Regions from separate parts of the Mus musculus genome. Here regions 2, 3 and 4 are each linked to region 1. A link is a loop called in an ENCODE intact Hi-C map of the cell type or tissue named here. Cell type or tissue: heart. All regions are shown on one strand. Region 1 has its middle 2.0 kb from the start of Gm26520. Region 2 has its middle 140 kb from the start of Rab10os. Region 3 overlaps Rab10 (RAB10, member RAS oncogene family). Region 4 overlaps Rab10 (RAB10, member RAS oncogene family).

Region 1 (2,500 bases):
TTCTGTGTAACTCTGGCTGTCCTGGAACTTGTTCTGCAAACCAGGCTGGCCCAGGGCTTCCACTGTGTAACTCTTACAGGACTCTTTATAGCGGGACTTGGGACAACCAAGTCTGTCTTTCTCTCCATCACGTATGTCCCCTACAGGCAAGAGCATGATTTTTGCCCCCATGCTTCCTTTTTTTTTTTCACATTCAACACACTGAATTTTGTGATTGTACAAACTTAGGCAATCACTCTTGTTTGTTAAGCAAATGAGCACATGTTAAAAACTTTTAGGGTAAGAAATTAATGAAGTGAAACCAGAAGTAACCTTCTACTGTAGTATGCTCTACTTTGACTAAAGTAGTCCCATGATTATCACTTGCATGGGCCTCCTGTAACTCCTAGGAAATGGGAAAATACTAATAATTAATTAACTAATTTTATTTATTTATTTATTTTGAGACCGGGTTTCATTGCATAGCTCTGGCTGTCCTGGAACTTACTCTGCAGACCAGGTTAACCTCGAATGCACAGAGATGTGCCTGCCTTTGCCTCCTGAGTGCTGGGATTAGAGGCGTGTCCTTGGAAATATCCTTGTTTTTAAAGAGGGCCCAGCTGGGAAGCTTCCGACTCACGAGGTTTCTAAGAGGGAAGAAACCAAAATAATAGAAAATAAATTAAAATAATAAAATCAAACCAGAAACAAAACCACTGAAACTCCAACCCCACAGCCCTGTGGTCTTTCCCTTACGCAGTGGGTTGTGTTACCATAAAGTGACAGGCCAGATAATGAAAGTGCTTACTCAGCATATAGCCCAACCTGTTTTAACCTCCCAAATGCTGAGATTACAGTGTGTACTACCACACTCAGCTGTATACAAAAAGTTCTTTTTCCCCAGGGGATTCCCATGTCAGCTGCTTCTTCAAGTAAAGGCCAAGTGACAGTCAGATCACAGCCATAAAACTATACCAAGAAGATAGAATACATGCATCAGTCAGCGGGGGCTTTACCAACAAAACCAGGATTAACTCTGGACTTGGACTACTATGCAAATCTGGCCAGCAGAGGGCGATATGGCTATGTGACAAAATTACTGCATAGTCTGGAAGATGCTCATTTTAGTCTTCCAGTATGTCAAAATTAGATTTTAATTTCAAAACTTTTAATTTTAGTTTTTTCTGGTTCTTTAGATCAATCCTCTACACATAATAGGCAAATATTCTACCATTAAGCTAAACCCTCAATCTTTAAGCCTAGATTTCTTTTTTACGTTTTATTAACAATTTGGTTATTTTATGTGTGTGGGTGTTTAACCTGTGCTTCACATATGGACAGTATACATGGACACCAGAAGAGGGCATCAGAAACTCTGGGACTGCAGTTATGGATGGCTAGGAGCCACCATGTGGGTGCTGGGAATTGATCCTGTGTCCTCTGGAAGAGTAGCCAGTTCTCTTAACTAGGGAGTGAGACATCTTCCCAGTGCCGATTTGTTCTCATTGTCATTGATGTTGTTTGTTTGGGACAGTATCTCTTCGCTGAGGTCCAGAATGTCCTGGAACTCACTATGTGATGCTGGTTCGTTGCAAACACGCAGTCCTGGTGCCTTAGCCTCTTGAGTTCTAGGATTGCCAATGTGTGCTACTGTGTTTAGTGTCGAGCCTATGCTAAGGTTTTCTATCTTTTTTTCATTTGCTGTTGTTTTGTTTTTGAGATAGAATATCAGTAGCCCAGACTGGCCTTCAATTTATATTGCAGAGGATAGTCTTGAATCTTGATTCACCTGTCACAGTGCCTAGTGTCCTGGCGATTTACCCCCAAGCCTGCCTATTCAAACCCAGGTTTCTAAATGCTTCTCTTTCACCTATAGATTTTTCTCATGGTTTCTTTTGTAATTTCTGGAGGCTGGGATTTGTCAATCAAAATTTTTATTTTATTTTTTATTATCTGTTTTTTGTTGTTTATAAGATGTAGTTTTATGTATCTCAGGCTAGCCTGGAATTTACAATGTAGCCAAGGTTGACCTTCCAGCTTTCACCTGAGTACCAGGGTTACAGGCCTGCATTGCCAGAGCCCTTTGATTGATTGATTGATTGATTGATTGATTGATTGTTTCTTTTTTGAGGCAGGATTTCTCTATGTAGCCCTGGCTGTCTTGGAACTCACTCTGTAGACCAGGCTGGCCTCGAACTCGCAGAGATCCACCTGCTTTTGCATTCCAGGTGCTGGGATTAAAGGCGTGTGCCATTATGCCCACATGCTTATTTTTAAATTTATTCTCATTGATTCATTTATTTTTGCAGTGCTGGGGGAAATCCTGGGCCTTGTGCAACCTAGATATGAATTTAGTCACTGTGATACATCATCAGCCTCTTCAAATTGGATAAACAGAAATGTCTGGGGGAAAAATTAGGAGGCTGAGAATGTAGTTCAACTGGTAGAGGGCCTGACTGTAGTACATGAAGCCCTGAGTTCAGTCCCTAGCACTGCATAAAGCCAGGGATTGTGGTTCAAT
Region 2 (2,500 bases), 260 kb after region 1:
TTTAATGAGAGCTTCTTTCTCTGACAGCTCTGGAACTATTGGTTTACTTGAGATTGCTTGCTCCTCTCTGACTGGGAGTCTCAGATGCACACCCCAGGATGCTAGCGTGGTACAGTCCATATCTGCAGATGGCCTTCATCCTCACTGCAAGCCTGTCCTAAAGGAAATGGGATTATGCTTCACCATGGGGATTTGGAATAGGAGCAACTTCCTGACTGATGGTTTCCTCCCATAGAATCTTTAAAATTAGAGTCGCTTCCTATTTTTCAATCAATCTTTCTTTCTTTCTTTCTTTCTTTCTTTCTTTCTTTCTTTCTTTCTTTCTTTCTTTCTTTCTTTCTTCCTTCCTTCCTTCCTTCCTTCCTTCCTTCCTTCCTTCTTTCTTTCCTTCTTTCTTTCTTTCTTTCTTTCTTTCTTTCTTTCTTTCTTTCTTTCTTTCTTTCTTTCTTTCACGGAATAAAAATACACAGGATAGATTTTTTTCAGGACTCTTTCTCCCCATGAGTGTATATGCTCGTGTTGTTAAGAGTGAAAGATCCTGACAGAATGTAAAAGGTCACAGAAGCCCTGAAATTGGCAAGATAGATGTCAGTGTTAGCAGGACTAGCTTCACTGATTTAGAAAAATAGAGGTGCACAATGCTCTGGCCACTCCTCGAACCTCTGTGTCTGCCAATGTTCTGACCATGTGTGTGCCCATTGCTGCACCTTCATTAGACTCTTTCCTTGTACCCCTCCCATACCCATTTCTTGAGAATAGACATTGTTTAGATCTGGAAATCCCCTACCCTCCCCCTTCTCCTTTCCCCCTTGAGGGCCTATAATAACTGGGACCTCTTTCCCCTCGAGGTCGACTCCTCTACCCCTGCATGGGATATGAGTCGTCCCCAGAGCTCTGGCTTTCCCCGAATAAAGCCTCATGTGGTTTGCAACAAGCTCGGTCTATCGTGAGTTCCTGGGTGTCCGCTATTGTCCTGAGGCCTGAGCGAGGGGCTCCTCTCAGAGTCTTTCAAGAGGAGACAGCTTATTACACATTCAAATTTCAAATTAGAGACAACTTAGAATACTTCAATTCTTTTCCGTAACAATTTAACAGACAGCAAATGCCTTGTTCTTATCTCTTAAAGGACCCAAAAGTGCTTTAGCAAACTAAAGAAATAACAAGAAATATGTTTATGGAACAATAAATTATTGTCCATAAATAATATTATTTTCTCATTAGCAGCTATTTGAGAGAAACCCTGAAGGACCCCAAACTGAATTTGAAAAGCAAGTCTTTGCAGTGCTTACTGAAGATTGACACTATGATGCTGACAAATGAAGAAAAATATCAAGTATTACTGCCATCTAGTGACCACTTTGGGTCACCGCCACCATTTGAGGCAGCCCTGAACCTCACTCAGCTCTCACCCCCAAGTTCTGTGAATGGTTAAGTTGCCCAGGAAGGGTTGAGAGTCAGTTCACTCTTCCTGCTTTAAAAGTCAATCAGAGGTTACCAATGAGAGCCAATGAGAGACTAGCAAACAGATGCTGGTGTTTAAGACCTTTCACTTTTCGTTTCCTAATTGAATTTCATCTTGGTGACAGAATGTGATCGGAGTGGTAAATCACTTGAGAGCTTATTGAGACTTCCTTTGGAAGTAAACGTGTGGTACGTTTTTGTTACAGTTCTGTGAGCACTTGATGAACATACTATTTTTCTTTTTTCTACTTGTGTGCTTGTTTAAATTTTCATCTTACACAGCAAGTTTAAGTATTAATTGGGTTGCTCCACTTTTTCATAAGCTATGTTTATTCCTGACATCGTTTTCTTCTGACCCAGATGATATAGACTTGTCCTCTCTAATTTTGATTCATCTCTTCTTATTGCACCGACACTTTTGCCCCTGTATTTAAAGTGATCGCCCCTGCCTTCAGGCCTTGTTTATCCACTACCAATTTCCCTACTATCGATTGTTTCAGGAAGGAATTTGTCTGGCCTCTGTCTCTCTGTTTCTGTCTAACTTGCACATGGGTGCACACACAAGTGAAGGCAGAGTCCATGTTGGGCTCCCTCCATTACTCCCAATTTTGCTTTTGACACGGGATCTCTCTGTAGGAGCTGAAGCTTGCCATTTTGACTAGACTGGCTGGCCAGAGAGCCCTTGGCATCCACTGTGTCTCTTCCCCCTGGGAACTGGGAATCAGTCATCATCACGGATGCAATGGTAAGCCCATGCCTGCTTTAAAAACTATCCTGCATTCTCTTGTCAGAAACTATATCTCAATAGTTTTGTTGCTTCCTCTTTGGTATTTAGCAAACAGAATATTTAGCGTTGTGTTACCGTTGGGTTTGACATTCCTGTTGTCTTATGCACCTCAGGTGGATCGTTCTTAGTTCCACATAGTATTCCACTCGTGTGTGTGTGTGTGTGTGTGTGTGTGTGTGTGTGTATTTTAAATAACTTGTTTTTATTTATGTGTCCCTGTGTGCATTTGCCACATGTGAGCACCTGTAACAT
Region 3 (2,500 bases), 110 kb after region 1:
TTTAGGTACACAAAAGGTTTTGTTTAATTGTTTGGTTTGGGTTTGGGTCTGTAAGTCGGGGTCTCACGGAGCCTAGGTTAGCCTCAGCTCTCTGACCTTAAATCCCTGAACCTCTATCTCTACCTCCCAAGTGTTAGGATTACAGGCATGTTCCATCACTCCTTTTCTTTAGGTTTATTGTAGGTATGAAGGTTTTGTCTGCATGGATGTATGTATTTGTATGCCTGGTGCCACAGAAGTTTGAAGAGTGCCTGAGGTACCCTGGAACTAGAGTTAACAGATGTGTGTGAGCTGCAGCTAGGTTTCTGTAGCCCAGACTAGCCTGAAAGCCATTATATAGACCAAGACAGCTTTGAACTTGTGGCAACTTGTGGCTCTTGCCTCCACCTTCAGAATACTGGGATTTTGAATTTGTTTTTAATTAAATGACTGAGATCTCCTAATAGCAGTGTAGTTATTAGAGATGACAAGGGCTCTATAGAACTTGTCTTAAGGCATGTATTTACATGTTATATGTACAGTCTAGTCAGCTTAAATATGTATAAATGATCTGTTTCAGATAATATCCATATCTTGCTTTTTGGAGAGAATATGTTTAGAAGTAGACAAGTTCTTTACAAGGGAATTAACATTTGGAGTGAATTTTAGGGATTGTACGTCTTTTGCTAGGTAGTTTAAAATTTGTAGGTCTTAACAAGGAAAATTTAAGGCTAGTAAGAGAGCATAGTGGCTGGAGAGATGGCTCAGCGGTTAAGAGCACTGACTGCTCTTCCAAAGGTGCTGAGTTCAAATCCCAGCAACCACATGGTGGCTCACAACCATCTGTAATGAGGTCTGATGCCCTCTTCTGGAGTGTCTGAGATACCTACAGTGTACTTACATGTAATAAACAAACAAACAAATCTTTAAAAAAAAGATAGCAGTTGAAGTGTTTGCTATGCACACATGAGAACTAGGTTCAATCATTTCTTTAGCAACCATAAAACTCAGGTGTGGCAGAGTAGGATTTTGTTGTTTTTTAGCTGCCTTGTCTGTGCCAACTGCCTGTATGGAGTACTCATAGAGGCCAGAAGAGGGCATCAGATCCCCTGGAACTATAGTTACAAACAGTTATGAGCTGCCATGTAAGTTCTGGGAATTGAACCTAGGTCTTCTGCAAGAACAGCCAGTGTTCTTAACCACTGAGCCATCTCTCCAGCCCCATGTATAGGCTTGTGATACCTGCTCTGGAAAGTGGAGACAGGGAACCCTGGGACTCACTCACTGGTCAGCCAGTCTAGCCAGTTGATGGTTCCAAGTCCCTGTCTCAGAATTTAAAAAAGGTCTCTGTGTCTACGTACCCATGTGTGGGTCTGCGTCCCTGCGGACTTACACATACACCACATCACATGCAGTTACACAGAAAAATACATGAATGTAAGAAACATACAGTCTCTTTAGAAAATATTAAGTAATCAATCATGTGAGTGTGCAGCGGTAATAATTTTTCCCGTTTCAGCATGCCAATGAAGATGTGGAAAGAATGTTACTAGGGAACAAGTGTGACATGGACGACAAGAGAGTTGTACCGAAAGGCAAAGGAGAACAGGTACGTGTGAGTAGGCAGAGCTCTGTGATAGAGACTGGGGACTGCCTGTTGTGACCGCAGTGCTGACGTGCTAAGCAGCCCTGCTGGGTCTTAGAAAAAGTACTTATGAAACACAGCTTACCCTGGGAGAGACTTTTCCACTATGTCACTAACATGGGGAGGAAGGCCACATCTGTGCTTTATATAAGCCACGTTAAGAGAAATGTGTCAGCAGTTGTTGTTTTAATCTTAGAACTTTAGTATGCCAGTTATTAAGATTCTGAAGTTTATAACTAAAAGACTGTGGCAAGCAGAAATTAGGTATATCACACTGAGCTTCTAAAGTATGGACAGAATACCTGATTTAGGATATCTCAATGAACTCTTGAGGTAGAGAGAAGGTTGTTTTTATTACCTACCTCTCTTTTTAAGATCTTGACTCCTTAAAATGGTCTTTACATTCTAGCTGACACTACTGCTTTCAGAGTCCCACAATTGTCTAACATGTTACTGCCACAGTTGTCTGCCCACATTTGGCAGTTGCATAATTTTTTTTTTTTTTTGCTTCTATTTTAGATTGCAAGGGAGCATGGTATTAGGTTTTTTGAGACTAGTGCAAAAGCAAATATAAACATCGAAAAGGCGTTCCTCACATTAGCTGAAGACATCCTCCGAAAGGTAAGTTCCTTATGAAGCAACATTTCTAAATTATTTCGTCTTTTTTGTTGGTGGTAATAGTAGTTTTTGTTTTATACATACCTTTGGCTGGCCCACAACTCTTGATTCTCCTGTCCTAGCCTTCTAGATGAAAAATCTTGAGTTTTGGTGCTATTGTTCCTAAAAGATCCTGATCCTCAAGAATATAGTAAGGAGCCTGTAGCTAGATGGTTAGAATTTATGTAGCAACCTGAGGTAGGCAGGCAGTGGTAGTAC
Region 4 (2,500 bases), 54 kb after region 1:
CATGTAAAATACAACATATTTTCAGTGGACCAGAGTCCTGTCTCCTTTCAGGTGTGCATTCTACCACTGAGATACACACCTAGCATCAAAACCTGCACTAACAAAGCAGTAGTCATTTTACAAGGGTTTCAAAGGACTGGGCTGCAAGGATTCCAGGCCGGGTGGGTTTTGCTTCTTACTGGATAGCTCTGAAGGAAGGCTTTTTAGATTTATGATTCTTACAGTGCTCACCAGGATGACTGTTCTTGTTTTTCTGTATACCTTCAATTCTTACATATCCATATTAGAAATCATGTAAGTTTTTGTGATCCCATCTATTGCATACTGTTGCAAAAATAAATTATTGGTATGTTTCATATTTAAGTTTATGAGGCTAACAATTCAAAATCTGCAAAGTGAATCTAAAGTCACAGCTGGCGGTGGTTCTAATTCCAAAACTTGAGTGGCTAAGGCAGGAGGATCACAGGGTCAAATAGCAAGACTGCTAACAACATCGAAAAAGTGAGTCTAAGATCATTTGAATAATATTTAATATATATAATGTAATATATAACATATTATAATATATAATAATACAGAGGCAGGAGTCTATGCCTTTTTTCCCCCCTGTAGTTGCTAAGTCCTAGAAGAGGTGGGTGATGAATAATGAACAGAGGTAGGAGGAGAGATAGGATATAGTACAGTGATACCCTCTTCATACAGAACATACTGGACCAGGGCTAACTTATTTTACTACTTTACTTTTAATTTTCTTTCTGAGTATTGTGAAGTAAATAAATTGTGATCAGATTTTACTTAATAGTAAGTATTAGCTGTTTGATAATTGAGAAATTTGTGGGGTGTGTTTGTGTTGCATGTGGAGGCCAGAGGATGAGGTCAGGTGTGGGCCTCTGTTCTCTCCATTGTGCTTTTTGAGATAGGGTCGCTCATTGAACCCTGAGCCTGCTGATTGATTGCTGGCAAGCAAGCCCTCAAGATCCTCCTGTCTCATTTTTCCCAGTGCTGGGATTCCCTATGCCATGCCTAGCTTTTTACTTGGTTGTTGGAAATCTGCACTCAGGTTCTATGGTTTTACATCAGACACTCTAGGGCAAAACTGGTCTTAGAAATTTAATGATTGTTTGGAAAGTAATTAAGAAAGTAAGTAATTACTGGTTTTAGATGTACACAAATTTCAGTGGTTGATTTGACCGTAATTTTCTTGGCAGTATGCACTCTGGAAAGTATTACTCAATGATAGGATAATTACAAGAATTTGTTGTTGTTCTTCTTTTTCTTCTTTTTTCCTCTGTTAAGATTTATTAATTTATTTTATGTATATGAGTGCATTGTAGCTGTCTTCAGACATACCAGAAGAGGGCATCATATCTCTTTATAGATGGTCGTGAGCTACCATGTGGTTGCTGGTAATTGAACTCAGGACCTCTGGAAGAGCAGTCTGTGCTTTTAATGCCTGAGCCATCATACTAGCCCAAGAATTTGTTCTTAAAGTACATTTTTTCCCCCCATTTTTGTTTTTTTGAAACAGTGTTTCTCTGTCCTTAGCTGTTCTGGAACTTGCTTTGTAGACCAGGTTGGTTTCAAACTCAGGGATCCACCTGCCTCTGCCTCCCAAGTGCTGGGATTAAATGTATGAGCCATCACCACCTGGCAAAGCACACGTGTCCATGTGTTTTGTGTGTGTGTGTGTGTGTGTGTTAGCTTAATATTATTTATTTTATGTGTTTGAGTGTTTTGTCTCCACGTTTGTATGTAGACTTTGTGCCTAGTGTCCTTTGAAGCCAGAGGTGGTAGATCTTCCAGAACTGGGGTTGTAGACAGGAGCCACTATGTGGGTGCTGGGAACTAAATCCAGGTCCTCTGCAAGTACTCTTAACTGCTGAGCCATCTCTCCAGCCTGTTTGGTTTTTTGAGAACAGGGTTTCTCTGGTAGTACTGGTGTCCTGGAACTCAGTCTGTAGACTAGGCTTGCCTCAAATTGTAAAAATTTGTCTGCCTCTGCCTCTGGAGTGCTGGGATAAAAGGCAATAGCTACTACCCCTAGCCAAAGCACACATTCTTCTTCTTTTTTTTTAAAAAAAGATTTATTTATTTTATATATGTGAGTACACTGTAACTGTACAGATGGTTGTGAGCTTTCGTGTGGTTGTTGGGAATTGAATTTTTAGGACTGCTCGTTCCAGTCAACTCTGCTCGCTCAGTCCCTGCTTGCTCCAGCCCAAAGATTTATTATTACTATACTTAAGTACACTGTAGTTGACTTCAGACGCACCAGAAGAGGGCATCAGATCTCATTATGGGTGGTTGTGAGCCACCATGTGGTTGCTGGAATTTGAACTCAGGACCTTCAGAAGAGCAGTCAGTGCTCTTAACTTCTGAGCTATCTCTCAGCCCCAAAGCACACATTCTTAATGTATTGTTTTCACTAGATGTCTGTCATTTGGTCCTTAACCCTCCCTCCACACCTAGATTTCTTCCATTTTTAAGGTTAGTGTCTTCA

Evidence for each region. Hi-C counts contacts between places; a loop is a spot of excess contacts. Peaks named below come from ENCODE experiments on the same cell type or tissue, not always from the same donor. Only the 100,000 strongest peaks of a DNase experiment are listed, where the experiment ranks them.
Region 2: a loop joins it to region 1, with 17 times the contacts of the local background. A loop is called at or near these places in 12 of 42 quality-filtered maps.
Region 3: it touches region 1 in a loop (2.7-fold over the local background); 16 of 42 quality-filtered maps call a loop at or near these places.
Region 4: a loop joins it to region 1, with 2.3 times the contacts of the local background. A loop is called at or near these places in 21 of 42 quality-filtered maps.

Annotation. Positions count from the first base shown.
Region 1 is chr12:3,357,922-3,360,421 of GRCm38, reverse strand. No RefSeq gene overlaps it. Among named protein-coding and RNA genes, the nearest start is that of Gm26520, 2.0 kb to the right of the region's middle. In heart, a CTCF peak has its summit at 1,046 (motif pointing right); a DNase peak (open chromatin) is centred at 1,031.
Region 2 is chr12:3,097,247-3,099,746 of GRCm38, reverse strand. No RefSeq gene overlaps it. Among named protein-coding and RNA genes, the nearest start is that of Rab10os, 140 kb to the left of the region's middle. In heart, CTCF peaks have their summits at 1,171 and 1,390 (motif pointing left); no DNase peak of the experiment used is centred here.
Region 3 is chr12:3,252,357-3,254,856 of GRCm38, reverse strand. Rab10 (RAB10, member RAS oncogene family) reads left to right here. Exons shown (of 6, transcript NM_016676.5): 4 at 1,499-1,588; 5 at 2,144-2,245. Among named protein-coding and RNA genes, the nearest start is that of Rab10os, 18 kb to the right of the region's middle. In heart, a CTCF peak has its summit at 1,053 (motif pointing right); no DNase peak of the experiment used is centred here.
Region 4 is chr12:3,304,313-3,306,812 of GRCm38, reverse strand. The region is part of intron 1 of Rab10 (RAB10, member RAS oncogene family); the gene reads left to right. Among named protein-coding and RNA genes, the nearest start is that of Rab10, 4.4 kb to the left of the region's middle. In heart, a CTCF peak has its summit at 1,342 (motif pointing right); no DNase peak of the experiment used is centred here.